Linked DNA regions of Homo sapiens: all the other regions are linked to region 3. Evidence: chromatin loops called from intact Hi-C (ENCODE). Cell type or tissue: dorsolateral prefrontal cortex. All regions are shown on one strand. Links, peaks and the distances in the headings refer to the core of each region. The heading gives the core; the rest is flanking DNA. Region 1 overlaps EXOC2 (exocyst complex component 2). Region 2 has its middle 110 kb from the start of EXOC2. Region 3 overlaps FOXF2-DT (FOXF2 divergent transcript).

Region 1 (10,623 bases), core at 3,081-7,080, 760 kb after region 3:
TAGCTATGCTGCAAGTAAACTTTGCAGTTAGTTAAAACTTGTGGCTAAAACTACTTTTACCTCTTCAGTTTTTTGATTTTGCATTTTGTGAAAAAGAAAAGTCTTTAGTATGTTGTCTAGAGATGGTTAAGTTTAAATAGGTAGATGGCACCTGAAGTCAAAATAGCATACATAATCTGTTTTTTTGATTTTTCTAGAAGTATTTTAGAATAGCCAGGTCTAATCTGGTCTTTAATTTTGTCTATAATGTCTACTCATTCTTGCTTAATCCAGACTTATTTAACTTTAATCATCAGAATTCTGCCAGGTAAATGATATCTTTCAAGATGCCTTATAACTGAATCTAGAGTTTTTTTCTGAATTCCTAGTACAGTGTTTTAGTAACTTTTATAATTAGTGCCTTTCTACTTAAACAATTCACCTAATGTGTTAATCGCAGCTAATTTATCTTCTGGCCTTAGTGCTTCTGCTTATGGAATTGTATACTGAGTATTGCTCTGTAAACTCTTACCAAAAGTGACAAATTAGCACTGTTAATACTTTAACCATGGTTTTAGTTTAGGGTTTTCTAGGAATGGGGAAAATTCTCCAATAATCTCTCTATATATAATCTTCAAGCCTACTCTTGAAGATCATTAGTTTCATTTTCACCTGCTGGGGTTTGCCCCTGGCTGAGGGGAAGTAGCATGTTTGTCTTGGGAAAGTAGCACGTGTTGAAAAAGTCTGGGGCTTAGCAGCTTCACGTGAGCTTTGACTGTTCTAGGTAACATCTTTGAAACATTTTTGCAGTATGGGTCATTCTAGAGCCGTTTAAGGATTCCAGTGCCTCCAAAATTAAGAGTTCAAAGATTGAGAAGGTTTAGAAAATAATGGTAACAGTTGGGTATTTATTTGAGCACAGTTTTAAGCATGAATAGACTTGCAGTTGATAGTAAGCCCCTTATGGGTGCTTCAAGGCTCTGGAAAGCCAGTCTCTTTCCAACCTGCCTGAGAAGTGTGGAGCAGGAGGCCCTCTGAGCTGCTCTTCATAACCAAGAGCCAGTTTTATACATGGGCAAAAGGAATATGGAGATATACAAAATATATTTAGTATGAGACTTGGACAAAATTATCAGTTAGGGTTCATTCAGACGTTTACTATCATAAACGTGATTTCTTCAACTTCTGTTTTGGTGTTTACCCCCACCCCTGTTCTCTCTACCTCCCCACACCTTCTCAGCCTTTGAATCTCTTTATTATTCCTGTTGCTGCTGCCCACAGTGTGGTTTGGCCTGAACTGCGTCTAACAGCAGTGTTCCTAATAAGTGTCAGGTTAATTATTTGATGAGATTGGTAATGGCAGTGAAGAATAATGGCACTGAAAGTACTTAGCTTTCTTAAAATGTTCTTTTCTTCTCTGAGAGGTAGTTTGATTTTGTGTGGGGCAAAACTCTCTCAATTTGAACTTGGGCTGTGCCACTTACTAGCAATATGACATTGAGTAAGTTACTTAGATTCCTTTTGCCTCAGTTTCCTCAGGTGTACAATGCAGTACCTGTTCCTTAGGGTCGATGCGAGGAATCAGGAAGTGAGGAGGTAAACAACTTGGAGCATAGCAAGTGCCTCACAAGTGTTCATCCTTACAGGATTCTTTGCTCTTCTTGGATATATACTATTCATTGTTCTGCCACATAGGAAAAGTTTTTGTTTAATGACTTAAGATTCCAGGGTACTAAAGTGTTTTAAAATTTTAAAATAACATTATGTACATTTATCCAATAAGTACTTCAGTGGGAATAAAATTAACAGATTTTGATGTTACTGTACAGATTGTTACTTAAGTTTCAGAAATATTTGCTCAGCCATGGGATAAAGTAAAATATTAAAGGATAATTTTTGAAAAAGGGAAAATCATGATTCTTATACAAATATAAAATAAATAGATGTCAGAGCTTTTATTTAACTCATAATTAAGGAAAGAACCAATAAGATGTTAAATCCAGCCCAAAGGAAAGTCCAGAGGGGAGACATACGCAATGAGAAATGCCGAAAGATGCAAGACCGTCACTCCGTCTCGGAGGAGCCAGTGGTATCCTCACCTGATGTGCATTTCTGTGGACAGGAATCCCTGGCATCGCCATTAGCCCTCCACAAGCCAGCTCTGTCTTTCTAATAGAGACTCAGAATAGCCAATGATCAGAGAAAGGCGCGGATCCTGTAGCATCAGGGAACACGGGGAGGGCCCTTTAGGCCGTGAACAGACATCCAGTCATCCTTCTGTCCGTCTGAAAGTGTTTGGCAAAAGACTTTCAAAAGAAAGAGAGGCTAGATGTAGAGATTCCAGGAAGCAAGAAAATGAAAGATGAAAGTAAGAATAGGTGTAGAAACCAAGAGAAGATAATGCTTTTGGCCAGAAAAATGCTTTTCCAGGCTTCTTTTTTTTTTTTTTTTTTTTTGGATACTGTCAAGAAAGCTGTGTTTATCTTACTGAATTCTTTGACCTCTGTTAGATAAATCTTGTTTTAGAGAAAGATAAAAGGAAGGAAAGGCAGACTGTAGAATGTTGATGTGGGTTTTATTTTGCTGATTTACTTACTATTTTTCAGATGAAGGCTTTGGTAGAGGATGGTATTGTACTCAGGTCAGGATCCCTACTGTCTTTTAGTTCTGTTTATTAATGTCATTTGGGGCTTTTAAAAAAATAATTAAAAACCTAGAGAGCACCTACTTTTTGAAAATGTCAGTATTGAAGGAATAATAGGGTTTTAGTATTATTTGTTTGTGGAAACATACTTAAAAAAGTTTGCGGCCGGGCGTGGTGGCTCACGCCTGTAATCCCAGCACTTTGAGAGGCCGAGGCGGGCGGATCACTTGAGGTCAGGAGTTTGAGACCAGCCTGGCCAACGTGGTGAAACCCCGTCTCTACTAAAAATACAAAAAATTAGCTGGGCGTGGTGGCAGGCGCATGTAATCTCAGCTACTTGGGAGGCTGAGGCAGGAGAATCACTTGAACTCAGGAGGTGGAAGTTGCAGTGAGCAGAGGTCGGGTCACTGCACTTCAACCTGGGTGACAGAGTGAGAGTCTGTCTCAAAAAAAAAAAGGTTTGAAGAATTTGTGAGTGCTGTGGTCCTAGTGAGTTATCAGATTGCAGTGGGGAGGCAGCCTTCAGGAGAGAAGTCAGTTTGTGGTGATAAATTCTCGACAGCTGACGGTCTAGCGTGCACACTGGGAACGTGAGGGGCCCTGCGTGTGGTGTCCGGTTCAGCTGAAGATGGCAAAGCCAGTGAGAGTAACACAGTACGGTTGCCTTGTGGCTCTTTGGGGTGAGTCAGAGTTTAATAAATATTTTACCGGTGGACCCAGGCTGCATGCTTTTTTCTTTCAGCCTGCAAGTTTAACAACGTGGCATTTGTTGGCTGTCTTTGACTGTTAAGACCCTTCATATTCCTAAATTTTTAACTGATGTTTTTGCACACAGAGTGTCATGATACTTATAAAAATGTTACTAATTGCTCAGAAAAAATAACTTCACTTTGAATTGAGACTAGGATTTGCTTGTAAAAAGTCTATATTTCTGCTTTACGATGGCAGTTGTCACAAATATATGTGGTCTTTGCATGACTTCAGTTGTAATGCTGACAAACTATTTAAACCAAAAAGGAAGGTAAAAACAGGTTCATGTTAAGTAAGAACCTTTGCTAGGCTTTGTTTCTTGAAATCAATACTCAATTGCCTAACAAGAGGGTATTTATGGGTAATGTGTAGGAGACGGTCTGTATATGGGCGCAGGGGCAGAAATCAGGAGCTTTGTACTGTTTTTATATGATCTCAACTGTTTTTGTGACTTATTACCTGGGAATGGCTGTCTAGAAGAGTCAGTTGTTGCACCACTAGTGTCTGTTTTATTTCTACATGGGTGTTATGGGCGATGCAAACCTGATTTTCTTCGAATCGGCCTGGCTTCAAACAGAAAGAAAAGACCAATTTCAATTTTCCCACCACATTTAGAAGACTGTATTTTAAAAGAGGAAAACTGACGGCAAATTAATTCTTAATATGAGTGCAGAAGAAAAGAGCCTTAGGTGACTTTACCTTTAGAACTTGTGTAAAAATAGATGGGCAATGAGAACGCCTTCAAGTCCAGAAACTGGGTCAGACAAAAAAAAAAAAAAAAAAAAAAGAACGGAAACAAACTTATAATACGTAATACAACAGAGTGTAAACAATGTTGGTAAAAATTGAAAGCTACGAGAGATATGTGTAGCATGCACACAAAGAACTAGCAATGCCCACTTTCACTGTTGGCCTCCCCCCTCCGTCTTCCATCCGCCAAATCAAGAAAGTGTGTTCTCTTTGCCGCAAGCGCGGAATAACACCGCTGCAGCCAGGCCTCACTGTGTGTGGGGTGGCTGGGGCTGTCTCAGAAGGAGGCCCATTGATTTGCATGCTGCATGGGTCATTGCTGCAGAGAGTCCTCATACTGGAAAGCAAGTGCTGAAGTGTGAAGAACGTGCCTGTTTGTGTCTCTTCGCTCAGTCCACAGGCCTGTGTCTTCTCCTGGCTTGGGGCTAGCTGTTTTTTAGAAGGTTTAAATCTGACCTTACACTGCCATCTAATGGAAAACATATCTGTTCAGGGTGGCAGGAATTGTCCGTGACTGAAACTGTGTGTTTCGATTCCTCGATGAAAACATTTCGTGAGTTTACACAGTAGGGTCTCTGTCACTTTCAGTCCTAACTCTGTGCTAGTGGATTTAAAATGCAGGCTTGGTTTGAAGTACTCAGAGCGTATGTTGCTTTTTCTGATGTGTCTGAGCCGGGACTTCACTTGGAAATGTAGAATCCGAAATCCAGTTATTCTGAACAAACGTAAGAGTTTTTACTCCGTGCTTCATTAGCTGTGTTGATATACTACCTCTTCCTTTCCTGTTACTGTTATTAAGGGCATTAGCAATTCTCTTCATTTGAAAGCAGCTCCCCTTTCGCACTCTCCTGCATTGTCATCTTTACGGATTTGTAGTTGTGATCGTATTTCCCACCTAAAACCCTCTGGTTCTCTGTTTGACAGTAGAAGTACCAGGTTCAAATCTCGACTGTTTACATATAACCTCTCAGAGGCCATTTCCTCATCTGGAACATGGAAATATTTAACTCAGTTATTGTCATGGGAATCAAATAATACTTAGGAAATTAGTCTGTAAGATATAAATAAGTATAAATAATAAAAATAATAGCAAATAACATTTTTGAGCATTTATCATGTGTCAGAAACTGCTAGGCTTCCACAAGCATTATCTACTCTGATCTTCAAAACATTCCTAAGAGGAAGGTATGGTGATCCATTCATAATGGAATAACTTCTCGAGATTATACAGGTGGATTGAGCAAACATCGAGATTGAACCCAGAGCCTGTGCTCTTAGCCACTGCTTATTACTGCTGCTTCCCGTTGGGAATACTGAGATGAGCCACCTGTACTTTTGCAGCTGTGTTACCCATGGAGCTTCATGGACTCTGGCATTGGTATTCATTTTTTGTTTTTTCTAACTCATTTATTTCACATTTTTGAGGTGTTTGCATAAAAGATCAGTATATTTAGGCATATATTTTGCAATAGAATATGGAATCAGGATGCCTTCACCTGCAATTAAGATTGATTTAAACAAAAATAAAATCTACTTTTTCATAATATACAATATTCATTGATGGCAGACTCCAAAGGTTGGTTGAGTCAGTCATGTCACCAAGATGTGAGGAGCCTGGGTTTGCTGGCTGTTCTGTTGCCCTTAGCATAAAACACATTTCCTTAGCAATTGTGGTTGAAACTGGACATAATGATGTTCTCAGGCAGAAAGATGGTGTCTCTTCTTGGTTTCCCTTCTTGAAAGTATGGAGACCTTTCCCAGATGTGCTCCAACAGACCTTCCTCCGACATCACTGTTCAAAAACAAGTTTATCCAATCAAGAGCAGGGGGAATATGACAAGCGCGGTTGGCTTATGGTGGTTGATCTCTCCCCAGTTAAGGGGCAATTGGGGGGCTGTGTTTCAGCAGAGAGGGTCCAGGGTGATTGGTGGGTCATAGCCAACAGTGTCCACTAGAAACAGGCTCTGTGTGTCCGGGCAAGGTTAGTCCTGGCCTTAATGGTGTGATTTGGGGAAGATTATTTGACATCTGTGTTAGAATTTCACCATCTTGAAAATAATGTCTGTCTTGTTCTTGTAAGGCTGATTTCTGCTATAAGTCTCAATACATGTCTTCCAATTAAGATCAGTGAAAGAGTTTTAATGTCTTCAGTAAGAACTCTCAGAATAATCAGCTCCGTCTTAGGGGAGGTGGTATTTTGACCAAGAGATGTAGTGCTTTTCAAATTGTACCTGGCCCAGTTCAGGGGCCTGAAGGAACGACGCATCCGGGTAGGGGTGCTGGCGGGTGGGTGGGGCTCGAATCTCAGAATCCAGCTCCAGGGGCTTGGGCCTCCCTGCTCACTCCAATGCAGAAGCCAAGTCTCAGGCTCTGCCACCCGTGTCCTCCCAGCGGCCTGTGGTGCACGGGATGTTCATGGCTGAAGAGCTGGGAGTGCAGGGCCAGTGGGGACCTCACCAGACCCACTGCTTTCTGGCCAGGGGCCCCACTGCTAGGGACTGGCTAGACCCATCCCTGCTCCTTCTGAGGATGAGGGAGGGAGGGACTCCTGGGGGTAGGAGAGTTTCTTAAAATCTTAACAGTCCCTCTCCTGGAGCCCTCCACTAGACATCAGGCCTTTATGTTATGATATAACTGAGAGCAGTTTAGATTTGTAAAAATAACAATTTAGTAATGCATTGTAAGTGAGATGTTACCAGAGTTTAAGTATCAGGGGAATTTTAAAAATGGAGTACAGAATGGAAAGCTCTGAGCTGCTGGTTTACATTGTTCAGTACCATCAGTACCACCAATTTAAGCATTGTAACTGTTTAGGACAGAGCCTTTTCTGTATGTGCTGTGTACATTCTGTTTTTTAAAACATTTTTTATTTTGGCTAAACACGTGGAGTATGACGTAGCTGCCAGACCCATGGGGACTGTGTGTTCTTAGCCGTTTCTCCAGGGCATGCAGCTGCTGTATTTTTGAGTTTTGTGTCTGCATTTTATACTTTCTTGCGTTACTTGCTACCATTGTGTCACAGATCCTTTCTTCACATCATCAGCTCTTAACGCTAGCAACTGCCGTTCATTCCCTGTTCGATTATGGGCAGAGAAACACCGAGGCACAGCGCAGCACCATGGGCGTGGGGGAGGGGCACAGAAGCTGTTTGACTTCTCAGCCTTCTTTCGTTTCTTTTTTCTCAGCTGTGTCCTTAGGTTACTTGGACTTGATCCCTGCTGGATGAGGATGTCTTGTACTTAAATCAGGTGTGAAGACTGTTGTTAGTAGGAACTTAGTTGATACCAGTAGCGCATTTTGATTCTGTTCAGACCATTTAACTCTCTGACCAAGTGAAGTGTGAGACACCACATTGAATGGCCGTGTCTAGAAGGAAGGTCGACAGAAACATGGTCTGCAGCCACCATGACTTCTGCCCGCGATGACACGCCTTACTAATTGGTCATGTCATTCTTTCTAGCTGAGTTGAGACAAAGCCCGTGATCCCTCACACAGTGCTCCAGGCAGATGCTGCCTGCCGGTTAGAGCAGGACTGCAGAAGGAGGCACTTCTGGGTCACTTAGCCGGGGTTCAGCATGTCACAGCTTAGCCTAAGCCTCCACTCAGTCTCTATATTCCCCCAAAGCTCTAACTTGGAGGCATGGGGTGCAGATAAATAAAGTGAGAAAAACTTCCAAAGGTGAAAGGATTTTCTTACTAAGTAAAGTATGAGAACCAGCATGAAGAATCCAAACCAAAATAAACTTCTAAAAACTCAAAGTTCTCCACCTCCCTCCCAGAGACTGCTGACCGGTGAAAAGGACCAGCAAGTAATGAATGCCACATGCATGTATCGGGAGGATTCAGACTATAAATCTTTTAACTCGTGAAGCTAGTGAGAAAAGATGCACGATCGACTCAGTCTCGGTGGAAGTGGTGCCACCTCCCAAAATCTCATCTGTCTTCTTTTCTGTTATCATCATTCTAAGCAAGGCATCCCCCACCCAGTCAAAAAAGGAACATAGTGAAGAAGGACAGTGTTACCGAATGTGAATGGGACGCCCTGTCCTGGCTGAGATGCTCACGCAGTAGGCATTAGACTTTGGAGTGAGTGGCGTCTCGCTGTGCAGGGTTGATAGAGGAACTCCTCGAGATCTGGTTTTGCAGCTCACATTCCCTGTTCTTCTAGGGACCACAGAGGGAGAGGATGTGTAGAGAGGCAAGGAGGGTTTGTGCAGAGATATCTGTGGGGAGAGCTGGGGTAGGCCATGAAGTGGGAGGATGCAGAGCATGTGACCGTCTTCACTGAGGCCTGGTGAGTGGGACCTCCAGGTGACAGTGTTCCCTGCAGCTGTGAGACACAGAGCCTGCATGGACAGTAGAGGTGGCTGCATTTTAGGGGTGTTCTCCATGTCCAGGTGTGCAAGCACCTTGCTAGAGAGAGTGGGCTCCAGGCCATTGGAAGTTGTGCCTATGGGCACTGGTCACCTGAACGTGGAGGGGCTCCAGCAGGGAGTGTCTGCGGTAAGACTGAGACCACTGGAGGCTGAGGAGTGGCAATAGGAAGCAGATGCATCCATGAGTCATGGCTGGAGGAGTCCTCCAGAGCCCTTTAGGGAACCCGTGAAAATGCCCCCAAGACTCAAGTAGGTTCGAATACCTGGCAGGCAGAGAGCACAGACCACCTATGGCAGTACCAGGCACAGGCCCCGAAGGACATTCCATTCTTGTCTCTCTGTCCATCCCACCCTTAACCTCTACGAGAGAGCTGCCATTTTTCCCCCAAACGAGTAAGCAGCCTATTAACTATTGACCTTGGCTGGGAAGAGGGAAGAAAAAAATGTTACCTTTGGGTGAAGTTGGAGTGTGGATCACGAACTAAGCTGCCTAATTTCTGAATTGAGGCTGTGTTTGTAATGAGGAGACAGCAAGACTCTCCCAGAGAATACCAAAGTCATCGGACCTACCCACATTAAAATTCTTTTGGGGTAGGAGTGTTTTCCCCACTGCGTAACTGTTAAAGAGATACTACCCTATCAAATGATCTGTGTCTGGTTTATACCTTATGAGTTGGGCTTGTCCAGTGTTTTGGGGTAGGGGACACATCTTAGAGGGGGCGGCAAATCAGACGAACAAAGTAAACCCCAAGATGGTGGAGACCAACATGCGAGACAGTATAGTCCCTTTGAGGCTGCCGAAGCGTCAGGTTTCATGCCTAGAGTGGCAGAAATGAGCCCTGAGGGACAAGCAGATTCAGTTCATAGACATGCTTGGATTTCATCCTGCAAATGGGGCAGGGGGCGCCAGCAAAGGCTGCCACGTTGTGAGCCTCGGTGGGTACATCTGGCATCCCAGCATGGAACCTGATCTATTGTCGATACTTGATTAATAGTCGAACGAATATATAAATGAATTGATCCAGAAGTCAGTCTTAAACATGTAGGCAAGATGAGGGAGCAGCAGATTATGTATATACCCTGTTGTTATCACAAGCTTTTCTTAAAGTCATTCTAGACATGGACGCAAATGTGAGTGCTTTGTGATTAGATGTGGTTTTATTAGTACTTTGATGATTTCTTAGTATGTCTTAAAACAACTTTCATCTAGGTTTTAACAAAAATCATTTTAACAAAGTGATTTAATATTTTAGAATTTCACTGTATTCAAATTTTGATTTTTATACATTGAATGGGGATTGATGTCATATTTTGATAGGTTTAATAAAACTGTCAACTCAGCCAGATGTCTTAATCCTCTTTAAACCTTATATTCTTTTATTGATGTAATTTCTGTATTTCAACTAGTTTCCTATCTTTTCTATATAAAATCAAAGTTTAAGTGATAGAAAAATCAGCCATGATGTGGGAAATATATTTTGTACATATATACAAACATGTTCTGGGTAATGTATGATTAATATGTATTGTTGTAATGGTTAGTATTCATATGTGTTATACTGGATACTTAGTGATACCTTTTCCATTTTTGTCATAATAACCATTGAAATATATTTTAAACGTTTTTTCCCCTCAGAAGTAAATTTTCGCAGAAGGACTTAGAAATGCTATTCCATGGAATGAGTGCTGATTTTACAAGTGAGAATTTCTCAGCAGCCTGGTATCTTATAGAGAATCACTCAAACACCAGGTTAGTGGATATGGGACTGTCAACTGTGAAGGGTTTCACTCAGATGCTAAAGATGGAATTACACGGTAACTCGAGTTTTAGGTCTGGCTCTGCATACAGTTACATGGTTTTAGGTCTGCGAGCTCTTTGACTTTGCGTTTACCCGTGAACATCTCAGGGTGTCTGTTTCCCTGTTTGTGCAATGGGATGATTCTTTAGAGGTCTCTCATTTCCTACTGTCATTTTATGTTCAATATATTTCATTATTGATGCAGGTTATTAAAAATTTATGGAGCCTTAGCTGGGGACTTAAACTGACATGTATGAATGTGATCTCTCCCTACTCAAATAACATAAAAATTTTAAGTTCTGGGGTAAAACATGGAACACACTGC
Region 2 (10,623 bases), core at 4,233-8,232, 580 kb after region 3:
CTGCAGTCGGCCCCTTCGATGGTATTCTCATGCCTCCAGTGTTTACCCTTCCTGAGCCATCTCACCAGCAGACCCTAAGAACAGCTCACAGAGTGTTTCTCTCACTGGCAACATTAAACTTCCCATGAATTTCTCCAGATTCTGACAGCAACCTTCCTGTTCCAGTGGTGGCCACATCATTGCAGAAGTTAGCTCCATGTTAGAAGCAATGAATGTGGAATACGGACTGTTGAAAACAGAGTTTGTGATGTGTCAGCCTTGAGAAAAACGACACAAAATTAAATGAAAAAAAAAAGGTATGAAGTAAAAGTGATGAAAACAAACATAGCAAAAGAAACTCTCAATTGCTGAACAACACTTGGACATTTTCTGGTGAAGTTGTTTATCTTCAAGAGAAAGTAAAGAATCCTATGATGATTCAGGCAGCAGTTGGCCTCGTGCAAGGGAGAAGATTCAGGTTGACTCTGCTTTTTCCATGTCTACAGTCAGAGCCAGAAGACAATGAGGAGAAAGCTGTGCTGTGGCGCGGCGGGACACGGCATAGAGTTCACCGAGGGTCGACCCAAGCCTAAGGTGCTGTCTAACTACAGCTACGGGAGTGAAGGCAAGTGCTGCAAGACCTCGACTTGGAAGAAAGAGTCATGTCACTAGCTAAGATTGGAAGCTGAAAATAAGCCATGTGAAAGTGTAGAGTTGACCTAATTTCTCCATATTTCAAACTGGTTCTGTTGAATTATCAATAAACAGGGTCGAGAGGAAAGAAAGAAAGAGAGAGTGAGAGAGAGAAAGAGAGAGAAAAAGAAAGAAAGAAAGAGAAAGAAAGAAAGAAGAAAGAAAGAGAGAAGTAGAAGAAAAAGAAGGACGGAAGAAGTTGGTCCATATCTACAGGAATGGAAGGACAACAATAAGAGATAGGTGTCAGATAGATAGATAGATAGATAGATAGATAGATAATAGATGATGGATGGATAGATACATAGATAATATATAGAAGATGGATGGATAGATGATAGATAAATGGATAGAAGATGAATGGTCAGGTGATGGATATGTAGATACACAGGTGCACAGATGATGGAAGATGAATGGGTAGATGACAGATGGATAGATAGATAATGGATAGATAGGTGGATAGATATGAAATTGTAAGTGGAAAAGGCAAAGTGCAGGGCGATAGACATAGCATGATGTCATTTCTGTAAAGACAAAATTAGACTTTCTATGTGCACGGAAATGAGTCTGGAACAATATACAACAAATGGTTTCAAACTGCTAATGGTTGCTTCCTCTAGAAATTGGAATTAGGCCAGTATGCAAAACATGTTCACATTTATCTTTATATGCTTATACCTTCATGTGTATTTGAACTTTTTCAGCCTAAAGTTCCAAAAGTTACGTACCCTCCTGTAACAGCATATGATGATACTGGTCCGCGTAAGGCTTGTCTCTCACTTCATGGATGTATGGACACGTGATTGCCTTCTGTGTCCATCTGTCATCCCATTCCCTATAGCCGACTTTTCTAATGGGTTTAAAATAGATCCGTCCTCGTACTGTTTTTTTTTTTCTTTTTTTTTTAGATAGAGTCTTGCTCTATCGCCAGGCTGGAGTGCAGTAGTGCAATTTCAGCTCACTGCAATCTCTGCTTACTGCAATCTCCACCTCCCAGTTTCAAGCGATTCTCCTGCCTCAACCTCCCGAGCAGCTGGGATTACAGGAGTACCACCACACCCAGCTATTCTTTGTATTTTTAGTATAGATGGGGTTTCACCATGTTGGCCAGGCTGGTCTCGATCTCCTGACCTCATGATCCACCCACCTCGGCCTTCCAAAGTGCTGGGATTATAGGCGTGAGCCACCGCACCCAGCCATGCTGATGTATTTTTAGTTTATGTAAATGGTACTGTGTTACACACTCCATTTCTGCCTTTCAAACTCAGCACCGTGCCTTCCTGCTGTCCACACTGCAATGCCTGCAGCTTGCGGATTACCTCTAACTGCCCATGCGCTCCCTGCATGTTACCCGTCCCCTCACCCAGGAACGGATGTCTGAGTCCCCACTCCCTACCTCCTCAAACAATGTCACCAGAAAAAAAGCCTCACACCTGTTTCTGATGGAGGTAGGTGTGATTTCTTTGGTATAGGAGCCCAGGAGCAGAACTGCTGTGTAAATGAGTACATGCATATTTAATTTAACTAGGCACTGGCAGACATTTCACATTTACAAGAAAATACTAAAAAGAGCATTAATATGTTTTTAAATTAAAGAAAACACTTTAAATTTCTGGCAAAAGAAAAAAGACTTGATTTATGGAAACTTTTAAAAAAAATTAAGCTATCATTCACTCTTTACCACAAAACACTCTTGCCATATACTACAAAAATGAAAATGTTCTCTAGTGAATCACAATTTTAGAAAGAGAATATATTTCTCTTTCTCAGGGCTTCCTGTTTCCTGGTGGGGAAGGTGGTGAGAATTTGAATTCAGGTTACACCCAGTGTGACCCAGGAGAGCTCAGTTTTGGTACCCGGGGCGTTACCTGAGGACGTCGACTGGACCTAGGGGATGAGAGATTTATCCAGGTCATATGCAGTGGTGAAGAGTGCTGAATTAGAACATATTTGGCATCAGTATATGCACAATTGTCTCAAGTTGTTTTATAGTAAAAAAGCTAAATACCAGACCGGCTGGTTCGAAACCAGACACCTGGCAGCTCCAAAAAATTCAATTTTCTTCCTTAAAAAAAAAATCACACCTACAGGTATTGTATGTATGTCAACTTCCAAGTTACATTAGGGCAAGTTGTGGCACAAAGAATTGAAAAATAAAATAGAAAACAGATAATACCGCCCTGGCTGAATGCCACTGTGAGAGGAATCTTATGAAAGATTAGACAGTGTTGAAAATCACAATTGTTTTACAATTTGTAACATAAACATACTGCATAACATCCTGTGAGAAAAAATTATTTCTGTAGTTCTATTTCATGAACTTATTCATAGTTAAACTATTTCTGCTTCTGAATGGTTCCCCTAATCCTGGCTGCAAAATGTCAGTGTGTCTATTCTTTTTGCTGTCTCTGAGCATAGATTCTGTTTCTGCCAACGAGGACACCTCAGGCTGATGCCTAAAGAGGTCAGCTGACTTGCCCCAGTGCCTCAGTGACTTCGTTTTTCCTAAATCCCCTTTTCAATTAGGCTCCACGGATGGAGCTTCTTTGTCTACTTCAGGCTCAAGACAAGCATGTTCCCCTAACTCTCACCACCCGGGCGTGACGGGAGGTAGAATGTGTATGTGTGTACGTGTGTCTGCACACATTGATCTGCCTGTGTACGGTCTACATTTTCTTTCATTCACTCATTCACTCATCAACTCATTCCTTCCATGGTTTAGGCTCCACTCACTTCACAAAACCTGGAAGGCAGAATAAGAAGATGAAAGGATGCGGCCAGGCACGGTGACTCCTGCCTGTAATTCCAGCACTTTGGGAGGCCGAGGTGGGCAGATCACCTGAGCTCAGGAGTTCGAGACCAGCCTGGCCAACATGGTGAAACCCCATCTCTACTAAAAATACAAAAATTAGCCAGGCTTAGTGGTGAGCTCCTGTAATCCCAGCTACTCGGGAGGCTGAGGCAGGAGAATCCCTTGAACCCAGGAGGTGGAGGCTGCGGTAAGCCAAGATCACACCATTGCACTCCAGCCTGGACAACAAGAGCGAGACTCCATCTCAAAAAAAAAAAAAAAAAAAAAAAAAAGACAAAAGGATGCAACCAGCAATTGCCACTCAGCCTACTTCATATCAAAGATGAGCTTTATACAAACACCTATCCAACGAATCAGACACAACTTCAAGTTTCTATTTTGCCACCTCTTCATCATGATGACAGAATTCCAAGTCTCTTTCCTGTATGAACGATTAGGAATCAGAGGTTAGAACTCAAATCTAAGCATATTCTCAATTCTTAACCCATAGAGCATCATAAGCTTTTCACTGCTCAAAGAGTGAATTTTGATTACTTTTTCCTGACAAATGTATCCTGGAATCCCAGGCAGCAAGTGCCTAACGCAGATATGCTTGGAACCCTAAAGTAACAGGATATGTTTAACATGCCATCCTGCTGGCCTTATTATTAAAGGAAGCAGCCTCCTGTGGCCCTGTTCTTTGTACTAAAATGCCTTCACTGTATAGCTCTGGAGATGATGCCTCCTGATCTATGACACCGGACTTCCCGTCTCCAGAGACACTGCTCTCCATGAGCCCACAAATGTGGGTGCTTGGTCTCTAGATGAGACAGATGAGCAGTTTGTAGCCTGGACAGGGAACGAGTGCTGGGTGGTGACCTTCCCTTCCAGCCTAAGCCAACACACCCTGGCTCTTGAGATGTGAACCACTTGTTAAGGGAGTTAAATGGCCTGAGCTCCGGATGGGTGGCCCTGGACAACTAGAGAGGCAACCCTGTGTTGTAAGAGACATCAAGCTGTGACAACATGAAACGAGTTCGCCACTCAAAAGCAGTATAGCAGCCTTTAGTTCCTGGGAAAATGAGACCATGTCCTCCATGCAGAATCAGCATGATAAAAGCACTTGTCTTATTAGGTGGGAAGATGACCAGATAGCCTCAAATTACTTCCCCAGTTCCAGGATTCTACCTACAAATAGAGGATGCCCCACACATTCAAGGAGCTGAAATGTTTAACATCAGAGAAATAAGCCTCAAGAGAGATGGGCAGACATGACCGCTGCAGTCAGACTCTATGAATTAAAGAAAAGCAAACCAACACACATGCAAACACGTGAGCAAGGAAGACTGTTTCCCCAATGCTCTTGCACGTTTTCTACTGTGACACTTTCGGGGGTTTTCAACCCTCTTTTCGCATTTTTGGATACCCATAGTAAGCAATAAGACAGCGAAAAGAAAAGATCAATGCTTCACGGAGCTGAGTTAAAACTAGCAAAGTAAAAAACGTCAAGACAAATTTCACCTACCAGCATGCTGTGAGGGCTAGAGAGTATTGTGGGATTGTACAAGATTTGGGAGAACCAGACAGATGACTTTTTGTTTTGATGTCTTTAAAGTATTTATCTTGAAGAGGAAAAGAAAACAAATGTCTTAGTATGTTACAATTTTTGGCTGTATTAAAGATCCAGCGAAATGAGAGAATTCAAATGTGAACCACAAAAAAATCTTTCTTCATAAAGGGAGAGGTAAAAGAGTAGAAAGTTAATCAATTTGGAATTTTTCTCTCTCTAATTCAAAACACGTTTCTCTAAAAATGTTCCTATGTCTGAAAAATACATATCACTACTTTTCTAAATTTAAAAATGCTGGTTTAAAAAGTAAAGGGGCACAGTTAAGCTATGTATTTATTAAATATATATGAATCTGACTGCTTGCTAGATCATTTATTACATATAAAGTTCCAATTTGGGAAATTCTTATAAGTTTAATTAGGTCTTTTTAATAAAAAACTAATTTTATTAAAACCTTAAAATGTAAGTAATGTTTTATTCAGACTTCCAAATTCAAGTAATTTAGCAAAAGGTTCAAACATCTGCTTCCAAAGCAAGCTTAGCAAAAGTTAGACAAGAAAATTGTTTCTCCATCCTCACTCAGATAACATGTAAATGTACAGAGCTTGCTGGAAATGAACTGGAAGGCTCCTAGGTTTCCAGTAAGTCACAAATAAGCAAACAGCCTGAGAAGAGTCAATGGAATTTGTAGATCTAAAACAGCACCTTAGGGAGAAAGCTCAGCCCCACATTTTACAAACAGGAAAAATGAATGGAGAAAGGTTAAGCACCTGCCCAGCGGCAGCTTGCAGGCCCCTGGCGGAGTCGGGCTCGGAGCCTGGAGCTCCACACCTTCTGAGGGCCGTCCTTTTCCAAGGATCTTCTCCTGGTTGACTGCTGTCCCTTCCAGAGCTCCCAATAAACTGTTTGGGGTAAATTAATCTATCTTTATTTGAAGTGAAGTCATTGACAAAAACGTAAATCATTAAGACATATTGTAATTTATGATCCCCAAACCCATCAACACTCATAGGCAGATAAACCTGGAGATTTCCACATACAGATTTCTAAAGTGCCGTATGTGTGAAGCCATTGTTGAAACAGTTCTAGTGAGATGTCGTTTTTATAATACGCAATTCACTTAAAGCGTTCAATTCAGTGACTTTTAGTATATTGACAGAGTCGTGCATCCATCACCACAATCAATTTCAGAATATTTATTACCCAAAAGAAGCCCTAAGCCCCTCAGCCATCACCTCCATTCAAACCTCCTTTCCACCTAGCCCCCAGCCCTGGGCACCCACTACCCCCATCCCCATCGACTTGCCTCTTCAGGACATTTTGTATAAATGGGAACATACAATATATGTGGCCTTTGTAACTGATCCAAGTCATTTTTTAAAGACCTAAAACAAGCATTTATTCAAATCTATATTCTTTTTTATTTTTCAGTAATCTAGCTGACTTTTCAGTGAGTTCAAACTTCATGTTTCCCAGTTTTGAAGATGTGGTTGTAATGTTGTCCTCGGGAGCGGATAAACGTTTGGCTGTACTGGAAGGTGCTCTCTGAAAAGAAATGAACTGTTCCACAGCCATTGTGTATGCTTTTGTGACCCCTGCTGGCAGGATGTAATAGTGTGCTTTCAAAATCAGTTCCTTGAAATGCTTTTCCTATCTTAAATTTTAAAATAATGAATAGAGCACGTGACTATTAATGGGTATAAAATGTAATTAAAGTTGGTTGCTATGTGTATGTATCCTGTTCTTTTCCTAGAAATTATAAAGCTGCAGGCTGTTCCTAAAGCTGTTGTTAAAACCCTGTCCAAAGTGCTACTTACTTAACACTTTCCATTTTTCACAAGGAAAATGCTTAATCTGATAGCATTTCATCTCAATCCTAACAAAACCATAAAATCTGAAAGCTGTTTTATTACTGTTTAGAAGAATAAAATGCATGAGATGAAGATTTTATTAAAACAATGTGTGAAGGCTACTAAGAGAAAAAAGAAATATAAAAATACAAAACATGTATAAATAACAATAAAGTCCCTCTGAGGCTTAGAGGCTTGTGAAAATTATTTTTAGTACAATTATTTAACATATCTATTGCTCTTTGAGTATTTCTCAATTTTAAAGTGGGTTTAAAATTGAAACTTTGATATTTACTAGTTTTTCCTAATCTTAAATTTCCTATTTTAATTTAAAATAGAGGAGACAGAAAAAGAAAATAAATTCATAAATAGTTTTCTATGCCCTTCATAATACAACAGATTAGTGCTTCCAGTTTTATAAACATTAAAATTATTTCTGCTTTGTTAATAAGATTCCATAATCCTAGAACTAGTGCTTTAAAAAATCTATGCTTAAAATTATCCGTAGAGATTTAACTGTTTTTTAAAACCATTGTCACCAGAAATGGTTTTTATCTTGCAGAAACTTTGAGAACTCTTCAAAAGCGAATGTTTGATTTAACACACATTACTGTTAATTTATTTCCTGGTTAAAAAAAGAAAAAAGAAGAAGAAATAACATTTACAGCAGATACATGAGTTTATTTTATTAGCCCTTCAGTTATTTTACAATTATTTGTATGTTCTGGGTAAGTTTACACAGAGCACCTTGTGCTATTTTATGGAGATTTTAAAACATATTCATGTACCTCCTAAGGCAAAAAAAAAAAGTGTTTAATCAGTTTATGTATACATAAATAAACTTTTTGAGTTAAAGGATTCAAATTGGGTTACCGTACTCATTTTTATGTTTTTAATAAAATGTCAAAGCAGAAATGTATAGATAAGATATGGATAACAAATCATTGCTTTCTGAAATGCAGAGTTTACATGTTTATGTGTGTATGTGGTTATAAACATAGGCAACACACAATGAGGAAAGAAACTTTTCCTTGGATCTGCACGTCAGTAAGGCTTTGGCTTTGAAGGCTGACAAAGAATAACCAGGATCAGAAAGCACATCTAGGAACTTCGAACCTGGAGATCTGATCTGCTGTTAGAAGCAAGAAGGAAGGGATGAGGTAGTCTTCATTCAGCATTGGAGAAGAGAGCAAATCGTTTTCAGGATTATCAGAACTCATGTGGTCTATGGAAAACTGAAATGAAGGAGGACCTATATGGATTATTACTCCCATATTTAGTATGTTTCAATACTCACGATTGCAGGTACCTCTGCAGAATGTACAGATTCACACATCTTAATATTTAAAAAAAATTCTGAGTAAGAGTCCCTCTTCTTTATCATTACCTGGAAGATTAATCCAAGCTTTGCTTCTTAAATAAAACAGCTTTAATTTCTCATATATTTCAAACCTATGTAGACTATTAGCTTCCCTCATTTTTTGTATTTTTTTAAACATTCACTTAATTGTAGGTGACCTTTCTCCTTCTGATATTGGATCCTACTTTTACCTCGTTGAAAAGTCAAAGAGAAACATAAAACATAGGCAAAATGTGTCATAAGCATTTCTTACTTGTTTTTTACAATTTGTAAGCAGTTAGCTCAACCCATTTTTCCTATCCAAAGAAAAGGAATACAAAATTGGAGAATCATTTACTCTCTTGGCCTGGTGAGGCTAAATGATAGTTTCTAGTTGTAAGGGGCTAATGAGAATGGAAGACCTTGTCTTAAAGGAGTTCTACCTTTTCTCAGAAAGTGGCCAATTACCGTTTACGGCCCCAGCACTCTTTGATACTAATCAGTTAATTCAGTCTCCTGGCCCTCAGATATATTGGTGTTTACTCTATTAAGCAGCACACATTTCAATACGGTGAAACACATGTTTGGCTGAAATCGGATCCTTCTGCTCATCAGCTCCCCTATGCAGAGGTTAGGAAGACAAGACAAAAGACTGTTGGCAACAAACACAGCCAAATTAAGAGCAGTTTCCAAGTGCATTTCCTTAAAGCAGTAGGGATGTTAGAAATCGGTAGGGGAGAGTTTTTGGTGAAGCAAGTTTAAAAGAGACAGACTCCGGCGGAACATCTGGCAGCATGTGCCCCCCTTCAAGCCCCCACCCTCCTGCGGCTGGCCAGCCGTGTGCTCCAGCGATAGCCCCAATATAATTTCATTGCAGCAGGAAATCTGGAGCCACATCCTGACACTGACAAGGTAATGAGGCACTGCCAGACGCAGTGAGAGTCTCTTGTATCTGCACTGGGGTTTTATGGTTGCAGCTTCCATTTATTATCAGTCTAGATTTGTTACCTGCTTCTATGTCTTGGACAGGAATCCATCACTAGGAGCATTGAAACAGGGATGCTGAAACAGATGGCAGTCTAAGCATGTCTCCACTCTGGGGGGCTGTGTTCCCAGGGGTAACTGGGGAGATTCCTAACGTGGTCGTGATTAAATCTCCCGTTTTATACAATAGACATTTTTGCATTTTGTACTGAACTGATGAAATATGTGAAGGTGATATTTCATGAAAACCCTCTAAGAATATTTAAAATTTATCTTATATGCACATGAATTTAAAAGCCTTGTATGCCATTACAATCACATATATTAAGAAACCTATTTTTTACTACAAAATGCAAAGTTCGAACCTCAAAGTTTCATTATCTTACTCTTTCCTCTCTATGGCACCAGAGGATTGGGGACTGACAATACTTCAGGCAATAGGTCCAATGCAGGGCTCAGAGACTTCTCCTCCCTGCTGTCCCCTTAACAGATAAATAACATGTGAAGGAAAGGACCTTTGAAAAAGAAAACTCCTTGAGGCTGGTGCAGAGGCTCCCGTGAAGATGTCATCCTCAGGCAGATTAAACCATCATCTCCTAAAATCGGATCTACCCACTTTGAGACTCGCTGGACTTGCAGGGTCATCTCAGCACCGCCCCCAACCCCGTGCCTGTCCAGTGGATCACCCACCCCCAATTGTACACAGTTTCCCAAAGAAAGGAGGGTTATCATAGAGGAACACAAATAAAGCCACCATCCCAAAAACCATTTGGCAACTGCCTGCATTCAGTGGGCATCTAATCAAATCTGCTACTAATTTGTGAAAAAGTCCAGTTATTGGGGCATATAAACCCAGAACCTTATCATTACATTCTGTTTACACACTCCAGGTCATGAATGCACCTCACAAATTCATGCTACATGCGTCCTACACATATAATAAATAATCCTCTAACTATATGAATTGATGTGCACATATATGCAAAAACTGATGCAATTTATTCATTTCAGTTTTGTTAAAAGTCACAAAATAATTTAGAAATACCATTTTTAAAGAAAATAAGCAGCATATGACCAGATGTAAGGGTCCAGAGATATTCTAAAGTAAACTATGGGAGGTAAACATTGAATAAACTCTTTCTATTAAATAAACTAATACATGAACAAAAAATGGAATATGAGTAATGGGCAAAATATTTAAGTAAATGTTACCCATAAAAGGCTTTCAAACTTCGTATTAACTCCTAGATTCTATGATCTACAAATGCCTCATTTTTAAGTGGTAAAACTTACAAATGAAATACAAAAAAAAAAAAATAAGTGAGAAAGAAATTACATCAGTTGCCATTGGTGCCATTTTAACAGCGGAGTTGAAATTGAATGTCATTTATTACACACGTGCTGGCGCTCCTTAAGC
Region 3 (10,623 bases), core at 2,724-6,723:
CTGTGCCTGAAAATTATATGTATTTGGATCTCAGGGAATACAGATCCAACTTGTTAAGAGCAGGCCTTAAAAGGTTTTAGGACCCGGAGACTGAAGAATAAAAGGCGCTAACCTTAAAATCCAGGCAGGACCAGTGATAACCTTCTATACTAGTAGCTCCCAGTTTTGGGGTTATGGGGTCATCCTCTGAGAATACGATGGAAGCTATGGAGCCAGTTTCCAGAAAAATACTTCCAACTTGCCTGAGATTTTAGGAAGTCCACAGGTACTCATTAAAACAAACAAGGAAACAAGCAAAAAACCCCAGATTCTTTTAGCTTCTACCAATTCAGCTGGTTAAATTATGAGGGATTTTTTTAAAAGGCTCCTTTCTCCATCCAAGCAACAGCAGTATCCATTTTACCTAAACTCTAAACTTGCAAGAAATCCCACTTAGAGTGTGGTGAGTGTTATGAGGGCCGGCCAGGTCGTGGGAAGGCAGTGGACATTGGAGAGCAGTTAGGGCCAGGAGGCGGTCAGCTGACTGGAAGCCTTCCCTCTCTGTAGGGGTCTGCATACTGCCCCTGTAGACCCTGAACTCCAGAAAGATAAGCAGCTTGGGGGCCTTCTTAAGTTATATCAGCAGGAAGGCTCCTCTCCAAAACTCTTTCTTGGATACCCCACTTCTGCTTCTGGAAACTATTCTCATGGCATAGACCACCACCACGTCTACAGTGACTAAACCCTGCATCTGTTTGTTACAGACCTCGCAGGTACCATCTTGTCACCCACCAAGTGGCCCAGGTATCATCATCCTCCTTTTGAGGTGAGGAAACTAAGGCTCAGAGACTGGGTGACTGGCTACAAGTCACGCTGGGGCAAGTGACAAAGCTGGCCAGCAGCCTGGGCCTGGAACTCCAAAGTCAGTGTTCCTTCCACTGCATTACAGCAAAGCCTCTCTGAGCTTTGTTTTAATCACTGATATATACAAATCTCTTGAGTAAGAATGTATGTGATAGCAAATTATGTCAATTTCTGTATCCCTGGGAGGAATACCTTAATTTCTGGTTAGCAGACAGGGTTTAAAAGGAAAGCTGTGTTTGTCTCTGAAACAGAGCCTTGCTTAGGATGGCTCCCCCACCCCCCTACTGGGGTTCCTTCTTATGGGGGTGAGCTCTTCACTCACTTTCACTCCCTATAAATAACATGAATCTTGACATTTTTTTTCTTACGGGAAGGGAAGGTATGGTTCATATAAATGAGTCTAGATCAGCCCAGGCAGTCCTTGGTTAACCAAAACTATGCAGCCTCCGCCGCGATGGGTCCTCTCTCCATCCCGCTTTGGTTGACTGTCCCGTCTGGGCTGCGGGTTCCTTTCCCCTCCAACCCTTTAGGTCCCACCCCTGCCCCAGCGCAAGGGAATGTAAACTTCAACAAGCTTGGGTTTCTCCGATTTTGTTCTGTAATCGGCGTTTTATTCTAGGAAATCTCCTCATTATTGCGGTTTAAATTCTGTGTTCTTAGCATGCTTCCTCTGCTTCGTGGGTTTCACATGAAATGGCTTAGACTAAACCAGTCACCGACAGGAGAGACGCATCCGCACCGCACTGTTTGCGGCCATCTAAGACGCACCCCTCCCTGCCTTCCGCCTGGGCCCGGGAGGAGGGAAGCCTCTTCCCAATTCAAAATGAGACTGACCCCTGTTTTCGCTCTGTATTTAGGCGCAAAGTTAAGTCGTGTAGAGGATTCTCGAACTCCTGCGAGGCCTTTCTAAATGTGGACGGCGAGAACTCAGTGCTGGGGCCTGGGGGTGTCAGCGTGATTGAGGAAATGCTGGAAGAGCACCAGCCTGCACGCTGCAGAGGCCTCTTTAGAAACTTCACATAACAGCAGAAGATGCGGACGGGAACAGCAATAGGAGGACGCGCGGAGGCGGGGGTTGGAGAGAGCAAGGTGGCCGGGAGTGGGAATTTCACACCTCTCCTGGAGTCTGCTCTCCTTCCTAGGTCCAGAAACCCCCAGACCTCCGGGCCTGAACACCAGCCACCCAGTTCCCAGTGTTTATTTGGATAGAGTCTTCCGCTCTCCAAAGGCTTGTGTCCCGGTCAGGGCTCTTTTTATAGCCACCTTCATGAGAGATCTCCCAGTAGCCCCAGATCTCCTGGCCTGGGCGGTGGGCACGACTCGATGACCCACTGGCCAGGTCTGAGGGTGCTTGAAGGGGGAAAAAGGGGTCCAATCTACGAGACCCTCAAGCGAAGACCGGCCTCACCCCATTTCCGCACTTCCCAAATTGCCGGGCGCGGGTCCCCTCGGTTGCGAGACCAAAACCTTGGGATGATCCCAGGAGCCAGCCCAGCGGCCTGCAGGCCCCGATCCCAGTGCGCAGGCCGCGGTACCAGGCGGAGCACCTCTTCGACTTCGCCTACAGCCCGCTGCGTTTAGGGGTGGCGAGTTGCGGGGTTGCGGGGAGTGAGTGGAGAGCAGAGGCGGCCCGCTTTGTCCAAAAGGCAGAGAGAAGGGGCTTAGGTTGGAACAGAGTCGGTCTGCGTCTCCCAACGGGGGAAGAAGGGGGGGCACCCAGCGGCTAAAGAAAATAAGTCAGGAAGCCTGTACCGCAAGTATTCCTGGAAGCAAGTGTGGGTGCCGGTGGCCCTCAGCATGTTAACTTTTCGCCCACTGATGCTGCTGGAAGGGACGTCCCCATGCTTTAGGTCGCAGGACAGAGCTTGCAGATGCCTTGGAAACCGGTAGGAGCCAAGCTGCGTCCTGGGAGACCCCCGAGCTCTGCACACCTTCCCTCCGCCCTCCCGGCTGTGGCAACGCTCGGGGGTCGTTTAGGGGTCCGCGTGCCTTTTGCTCCGCGGCCCCCGGCCTCGGATCCCCTCCTCCCGCCCGCCTTCCCAGGCTGGGGAGAAAGATGGCTAGGCCGCGCACACACGCTGGGCAGGGTTGGAGGGGCCGCGGGGCCCACCCAGGAGGCGCCCGCGGGGCCTGAAGAGGTCACTCCGGGCACTGCACGCGGGAGGGTGCGCGCCGAGGGCTACGGAAGACACCAGCCAAAGGCGCCCGGAGGTCGCCAGGCCGCGCCTGCGATGCCCTCCAACCGAGACCAGAGGCTGGCCGGCTGCGGCCGCGCGGGGAAGCGCCCTGGAGGTCCCAACCCAGCCCGGGCAGGGCTTTCTTCTCCCGTCTGGCTGGTCTCCTCCCCGCTGCCCTCCCTTCCCCCAAATAAATAAATATTTCCGAGGGCGGCGAACTCGGCGGGGCGCCGGGTCCTGAGCGCCTGGGCGATAGATGAACTTCCTGGCGCATCAAAACTCCCCTCTCGTCCTCCCCGCCGAGCTCAGGATATGGGGCGCGCTCGCTTCTCTTCAGAAAAGGAAACGTAGCTCTTCCAAAAATATAAATCAGCTCTGACGTCCAAATATTTCTTTTGTCCTCCAGCATCCTCTGTGGGGATAAATAAAACGTGCTCGGCGCCCAGAGGCCGACTAGGGACCTCAGGGCGCCCCGACGCCGCCTCCGAGAAGCTGCTTTGGGGAGCCCCCCAACCCCACCCCTCCCCGCAGCCTGGCCAAAGGCCCCGGGCCCCGGATGCGGCCTGACCTTCGGGCGGGCTGCGGCGGCGGGAGGGAGGGACACAAGCCCTCCGCGGAACCCCGGCGGCCTGCGAAGGCGAAAGGCGCCCGAGGCCGACCCAGTCGGGGAGGGGAGCTCGTTCGCGATGGGCCAAGAGAGGCCGGGGAAGCTCCGGGCGCGCCCTAGATGAGTTTGGGCCCCCAGGCTGCCTCTCCAGGCCGAGCTGTGCCAGGGAACCTACGCCCCCTCCCCTTCATTTCCGTCGGAGTTTCTGACCCCAGGGCAGCCTCCTCCTCGTGGGGACCCAGAGTAGTTCAAGTTTGGAGCACGGAGGGCCCCGACTGCGTCTTTTCCCAGCCGAGGCTGAGGCCGAGGCTGCTGCTCCTCCAGAAGCCAGTCGGCTTTGCGGCCTCAGAGGACACCACTGGCCTGGGGCGTGGCCCTCGAGGCTCTCCGCCCGTCAGACCTGGGGTCGGCTTGAGCCAGGTGACCCTTTCCAGCACCCCTGCCTCCCAACTCCCGCCTCCACCTTGGGGGAGGTGGACAGGTTTTCTGTAGCGGCTTGGAAATCTATGCCAAGGTAAACCACATGCACGAGGGTGGTTGAGATGCAGGGTTCTACAGGGGCTGAAGGGAGATCCTCCTAGGGGAGCACGGTGGCTGGAGGCGTGTCCGCACCTCCACTCCCCTTCCTGCTCCCCTGACTCCAAGGCGCTGAGAGCCCACGGGCCTTTCTGCTGCCCTCCTTTCCCAAGAAATCGCCCCATGGCACCCACGCGGCCAGTCTGCAAGGCTTTGGGGGTCAAACGGCCCAGGCAAGGAGAAATCTCCATCTGCTCAGGGGGAGCTCATCCTCCCCTCACGCCCTGTGCCCCACACCGAGGACTGTGTTCCAGGCCTGGGGCCTCGGGGCTGCGCGGCGGGGGCTGGTCTCCAGCCGCCCCTTCTCTCCAGGGGGGTCTTTATTGATGAGCTGCCTCGAAAACCCCCACCCAGAACGTCCCAGAAGGGTTTAGACAATCCATCACCCACCACTTCAAGGATGCTTCCTCCCTTTCAAACACAATCCTCGCACACCAGACGGGCTGCGGTGGGGAGGGGCGCGCACTTGAAAAGAGAACAGCTACATAATCAACGTCAAAGCCGTCCCGCAACCTTTCGGAAACAGGGACTTGGGCCAAAAATCCCTCAGGATGATTTACGGGGGCCCCCTCGCCCTCTCCGCCTGCCTCCACGTGACTCTGGCCCGCGCCCGCACGGCAGCCGCACACCCTGCCCCGTGCCAGGCAGCCCCGGGCCCCTCCGCGGGGAGTTCGTGTTTTAGGAGAAAGTGCTTTTTTCTCTTGGGGCCCGGGGGAAAAGGGGTCTCGGCCTGGCCAGAGAGTGCTTTGGTGGCTTGGTCGCGGTATCCTCGTGGGTGAACTGCGAAGGCCGGGCCTGGCCTCTTGGAGTCGTCCCACGCAAGTCACCTTCCCTCCCGCCAGAGCCCCGGGATTGCGCGGTGCGGGCTGCGCCTCCCTCTCCCCTCCGCGCTGCGCCTCCCTCTCCCCTCCGCGCTGCGCCTCCCTCTCCCCTCCGCGCTGCGCCTCCCTCTCCCCTCCGCGCGGGAGCGGGAAGAAGCCGCAGTTCCTCCGGCTTCCGCGGGGTGGCGCCAGGCTCTCGGGAATCGCGGCCCGCGGGGCTGCCCGGCGCGGCCGTCACCTGCTCGCGGCTCCCGGCGCCCCGCGACCCGTGGCCCCGCAACCCCTGCAGCCGAGGCCGGCCGGTGTGTGACCCGCAGGCGGGCAGGCTTCTGCAGCATCGCCTGTCTCGCGCTCGGCTGGCCCGCTTAGGGCACGTCCCGCGTTCCCGCCCTACCCTACCCGGACCCGCAAGAAGAGGGGGCAGCCGAGTCGCGCGTGGGCACCTCTCCGCGGGACGCAAGCGTCTTTAGGCTTTGCTGAAGAAACGATCATTCAGTTCCGTTATTTGGTTCTCTGAAGCAAGGGACGGGGGCTCTGTGTCTTCATTTGTAAGTTGTCCCGGAGCTCCTGGAGGTGCCCTGCGGTTTGGTGGAAAACAAGCAAATCAACAAATCATCCCACCCGCCCGCCCTTGGAGAAGCTGGATTCGGCCGACTCTGCGCGGCGTCAGCATTCTGTCCCTGAGGAAGTACCTCGTCTTTCGGTGGCTACAGGGACAGAAAGACAGCGATTTTTAAAAATTGTGATTTTTCATTTCTTTTAGCTTCTTAAGAACACCCTTGCAGCTGTCTAAACTCGTCCTGGTAGAAGTCTGCAAGACAGGAAGGAGCTTGAGGGGTCGTTGTGGGGCCGGCTTGATACAAAGGGGAGGCACCAGGTGGATCGGGGCGTCTCAGCCGGGGCTGCAGGATCTTTTTATATTTGTTATTACGAAAAAAGTTTCATAGTATACCAACGTGGAGCGAGTATACGCTCTCATACGCCCATCACCTACATGTAACAGTTACCAAGGTTTTGCCACACTTGCTTCATTCATCTTTCTGTTTTCATTTCTTGCTGAAATATTTTAGAGGAAATCTAGACATCATGTTTTAAAAGCGCACTTTGTAACTCCTCTCCACATCTCCGGTTCTAGCTCTCATACCTAAGATTACATTTTGGCATATGCACGCACACCTTCCCATGAGGAATTTCAAAATAGGGCTGAGACATTGTTGTGGATGTGTATTTTACAAACAGAACTCTCCATTTCCCCAGGTGACTTACAGCTCTGAGTTTCTTGGCTTTCTTCTGGCTGCTGGATCTCCAGAAAGGCTGGCAAATGTTCCCTCCCCCACTCTCACTGCAGGCCGGGTACACGCAGTGGCTGTAAACGGTGAAAAGGAGTGCTGTTTCCTTCAGTCACCAGAGTTAATCCCAGGATGCCTTCCATATATGCCCGACAACATAATGTATCACAAGAGCACGTGTCCTTTGAAAATATCTGCAGGTATGCATTGTCCATGTGCACCGTACAACAGTTTCCAAATCATTTTTTTCCTGACAGTGGCTAGCTGTGGAAGAATTTTTCATATCATCTGAAAGTGCCTGAGGGAGAATTTCAGACTAGGCTGGAGAGGTGAAGGAGTCATGGGGAGTGGACCACGGAGCATGGGAGATAAGTTTGGCTTTATATCCAGCCCCCTGCCCCGAGGACTCCGTACACATATTTCACAAATAGTTGTTTATTGATTTATTTGTTGTTTTTGCCCCCCAACAATCCATGTTGTGCTCTTAGCATTTCCCTCACCCCCAACGCCACCCTGCACAGATGAGTGGCGATGCGGTGGTCACATTGCCCTCGTTTACAGTCTGAGAAGTGCACCTGCTCCTGATTACCTTAAGTCACTTAATAATGTTTCTGGGCTTGTTTCTGTTTTATGGTAAAATGGGGATCAGGAAAACAAAAGTAAGAAAAAATGATGCCCCCTCCCACAGTTATTATAAAGGTGAAATAACGGTTATAAAAAGGTATTAACATTCTGACATACACACATTTATAGTTATTTTTGGTTCAATCCAATAAAAACACTTTAGTTTTAAGGCACCCTCTAAGTTTCACGGTACTTGGGATCTCTCATTCCCTGGGTAATCTCTCATAGGCGGATTTGGGTTTGTCTTTAATGAGGAAAATATGGGTCCATTGTCTACAAGTGTGAGCCTGCCTATGAGGACCGGGGTCCCTGGTCTCCGGGTGTTTTCGGGCTGTGGGTTGGTTCTCTAGGGCTCCACTGCAAAGAGGGAGCTCTGGGAGAGGGAGAAGGAGAGGGGATGTTTCCCTTGGTTGGACCTCGAGGTTGGTTCCTCCAGGTATATCAGATTCCTTTGCAGCACTGGGGGTCCAGCCACAGACAGCCGGTCTGCATTCGAGGAGTCTTCTGCCCCCGAAATCCCATCCGGCAGAACGTGAAAGTGCAGTGGAAAGAAAACTCGACTGCGCAGCTCGCAAGGGCGCCTCGCGGGTTCCTAGCGGACGTGGCCGACCGCAAAGCCGCCACCGCGTTTGCTTATTTCAGGCGGGACTTTCTTTCTCTCCATCCTATGTTCCCTTTGCAAAAGATGCAGGCTCTGGGCCGCCCTGTGGGAGGCGGCGGGACAGCGGAGGACCCTCACCTTCCACGCGCGCCACAGCGTGGCAGGAGCCCGGCGGCCGGCGACTGTCTTCCCCCCGAGTACGCCAGGACACCAGGGGGCCCGGCACCCCTACTCTACCCTGTAGGCTCGCAGCCTGGCTCTGAAAGTGGAACCTGCAGTATGAAATACTAAGCACGTCAACGCTTTTCCCAGTTCATTTTTTTTTTTCTGTGCTTTCCACCCTCCCTCCTGCTCCAGAATACCCTGCACTTACCACCTACGTGATCTGGAACAAGTTACTTTGTTTCTGCACCTCGGTTTTTTGACTTCTACGATTGGGATCATTATAATGCCTAACAGTGTTGCTGGGAGGATTAAACGAATTAATACAAGCCAAGCTCTTAGAACCGCGTGCGGCACGTGGGAAGCGCTCTATAAACGTCGGCCCTGAAACTGACGGTGCAGAGTCCTCTGAACTCGGTCCCGCGTGGGCCGGCGCGCCCCTACGGCTTTCCCCGGGGTGGTTTCGGCCGTGGCCCGCAGAGCTTGGGGAGAATTGGGTCCCTGCGCCTGTCCCAGCCCCAACCAAACTCCTGTGCTTTCAGGATTTGGTTAAGAATTGAGTTAGGCACGGAGCAGGGAGAAAGTACGAAAAGTCGGGGCAGGACCCCGGAGCCGCCGGCTTAAGCCGGGAGCGCGGCGGAGCGAAGCAGGTGCACGCGGGCTGGAGCGCGTGGCTGCCGCGGCGCCGGCCGCAGCCGGGGTCCTGAGTGCTGTCGCCTGTCTAGTTCTCCAAGAGGGGCCTGGTGGGCGGTGTCGGACTCAGCGCTGCTTCTCCAGGCCCCGGCCGCGCCACCCCCGCCGGCTCCATGCCCCGAATTGCTGGGGGTGCGGAGTGCTTTCTGCAGCTGGGCGCAGTGGCGACCCCGGTGTGGGAGAACGCCTTCCGCGAGGGGTGGCACCGAGGGCGGCGTCTAGAAGCTGCAGGTGGAAAGCAGGGAGGCAATTTCTGTTTTAGCGTCTTCTCTTCCATGTCCGACCCTTAGCCAGGTTCTTCCCCGGGTGGGACTTGTCTCCAAATTTTGCTTGGAAAAAGCAGGCGGTAAACGGTCGCGTTTCGGCGGTCGTCTTTTGCTTCGAGGCCGGCGCGGGCCTCTCCAGGACTCGCGAGGCGGCACAGGGCAGGGAAGGGCAGGCTGACCTCACCGTGGGCGAGACCGGCCCCGGCAGCGGCGGCCGCCGGGCGCGAGGCGCGAAACCTCAGGCAGCGCAGCCGCCGCCGGGCACCGCGGGCTTGGACGGCCTTCAGAAAGGGGTCCGGACGCGGCCGCTCCGCCGAGCGAGGAGGGCGGAGAGGGAGGGGAAGTGACCTCTTGAACCTCATCAAACGCAAATGTTATAAGAAGCTTGTTAAGGAAAGAAAAGCGGAAGGGCAGGGAAATGGAGAAACGTGGAGTCCACCTGAGGCTTGAATGGCCTTTTTAGAGTTCCAGGCCCCTGGGATTTGCAGACTTCTCTGCGGTAGACCGACTATTGGTGATGGACTTTGCATTTTCCCGCAGGAGGGTGAAGCTGCCGGCCGACTTCCTCCAATATGCATATTTTACATATATAAACACCTTTGCAGTTTTATAGCCATTTAAATAAACCATTCACATAAACTCTTAACTCTTAAAACGATCCGCACAAAATAGCTTTTATCTCAGATCATTTTCACTCTTCTTTTAATTACTGGCTTTTGTAGCTTGGGTTTTACCTCCAGGCTGGTGGCCAAAGTGTTTTTACGTCCAACTAGGCCGTCTCTTCTACGGTACCTTAGTACCGCAGTAACTTTCCCTATCAACATGGACACAGACTAGAGTCAACCTTTAATTTTCTCAGTTGGATGGGTAATCTATTTTTGGGAGAAGCAAATGTCCCCTTCGTTTGGTCCTTGTTGGTTCTTCGTTAGCGAGGGAGAATGCCGGTGGGGCCTTCAGCAGCAGCATCCTAACAGTGTTGCAGCGGTGACTAGTTTTTGGCTTTAAAAAAGACAGACCCGTCGGGCGCGGTGGCTCACGCCTGTAATCCCGGCACTTTGGGAGGCCGAGGCGGGCGGATCACGAGGTCAGGGGTTCGAGAGCAGCCTGGCAACACAGTGAAACCCCGTCTCTACTAAAAACACAAAAATTAGCCAGCATGGTGGCGCGCGCCTGTAATCCCAGCTACTCGTGAGGCTGAGGCAGGAGAATCGCTTGAATCCGGGAGGCGGAGGTTGTGGTGATCCGAGATGCCACCACTGCACTCCAGCCTGGGCAACAGAGAGAGACTCCGTCTCGAAAAATAAACAAATAAATAAATATAAATAAAAAAATAAAAAAGACTGACTTGCTTGATGAGCCAGATATTCACCTATTTAGTCTTCAAGTCTCTAGACCTATTATAAAATATGTCAAGCACCTGAGAAGCTGTGAGCGGTTACCATATGTCAGCTTTTCATTCAGCAGAAGGGGAGGGGGGCTCCTAAAGTTTTTTTTCTCCCTTGAAAGGGAAGGCTGTTTGGGGACCCGAAAATATAAACAAAACCTCCAGAAACCCATGTTTTGGAACAAAATGGGTGTGGAAAGCTAAGCAGGCCAGTTGGGCAGACAGGATTTGGGGATGGAGGCTGAGGGAGGCAGGGGACTCTGTAGAACCTGTGGGTAGCCGTGCCTGTCTGAGTGAGGGGACAGAATGACAGTCTGTGCTGGTGGCAGAGAAAGGGACAAGCGAAAGAGGCAAGGAGTGGCAGATTCTCTTTAGGAGAATTTTCCATCTGGAAAGAAGGTTTATGCATCCATCACCCATCTCTGGTAAGATGCTTGGTGTAGGTGGAAGGGCGTATGTTGGCATTGGCCTGAGGGAATCTGCCTTACTGAGCTCGGCTAAAAAGGAATTTAATAAACTTCTTTTGTTTTGTGGTTTCTACCTATGGAAAACTTTTCTGCAGTTGGAGGGCTCTCAGAAG

Evidence for each region. Peaks named below come from ENCODE experiments on the same cell type or tissue, not always from the same donor. Only the 100,000 strongest peaks of a DNase experiment are listed, where the experiment ranks them.
Region 1: it touches region 3 in a loop (3-fold over the local background); 6 of 110 quality-filtered maps call a loop at or near these places.
Region 2: a loop joins it to region 3, with 17 times the contacts of the local background. A loop is called at or near these places in 93 of 110 quality-filtered maps.

Annotation. Positions count from the first base shown.
Region 1 is chr6:619,056-629,678 of GRCh38, reverse strand. It overlaps EXOC2 (exocyst complex component 2), which reads left to right. Exons shown (of 28, transcript NM_018303.6): 5 at 10,136-10,249. Among named protein-coding and RNA genes, the nearest start is that of HUS1B, 33 kb to the left of the region's middle. In dorsolateral prefrontal cortex, for the core only: a CTCF peak has its summit at 4,595 (motif pointing left); no DNase peak of the experiment used is centred there; H3K4me3 peaks cover 551 bases.
Region 2 is chr6:793,697-804,319 of GRCh38, reverse strand. No RefSeq gene overlaps it. Among named protein-coding and RNA genes, the nearest start is that of EXOC2, 110 kb to the right of the region's middle. In dorsolateral prefrontal cortex, for the core only: CTCF peaks have their summits at 6,429 and 6,632 (motif pointing left); no DNase peak of the experiment used is centred there; H3K27me3 peaks cover 359 bases.
Region 3 is chr6:1,376,576-1,387,198 of GRCh38, reverse strand. The region is part of intron 1 of FOXF2-DT (FOXF2 divergent transcript); the gene reads left to right. Among named protein-coding and RNA genes, the nearest start is that of FOXF2-DT, 7.6 kb to the left of the region's middle. RefSeq lists enhancers at 1,870-2,649, 2,650-3,429, 8,625-9,138 and silencers at 5,102-5,151, 5,262-5,361. In dorsolateral prefrontal cortex, for the core only: CTCF peaks have their summits at 4,995 and 5,199 (motif pointing right); a DNase peak (open chromatin) is centred at 5,198; H3K4me3 peaks cover 3,185 bases; H3K27ac peaks cover 3,326 bases; H3K27me3 peaks cover 4,000 bases.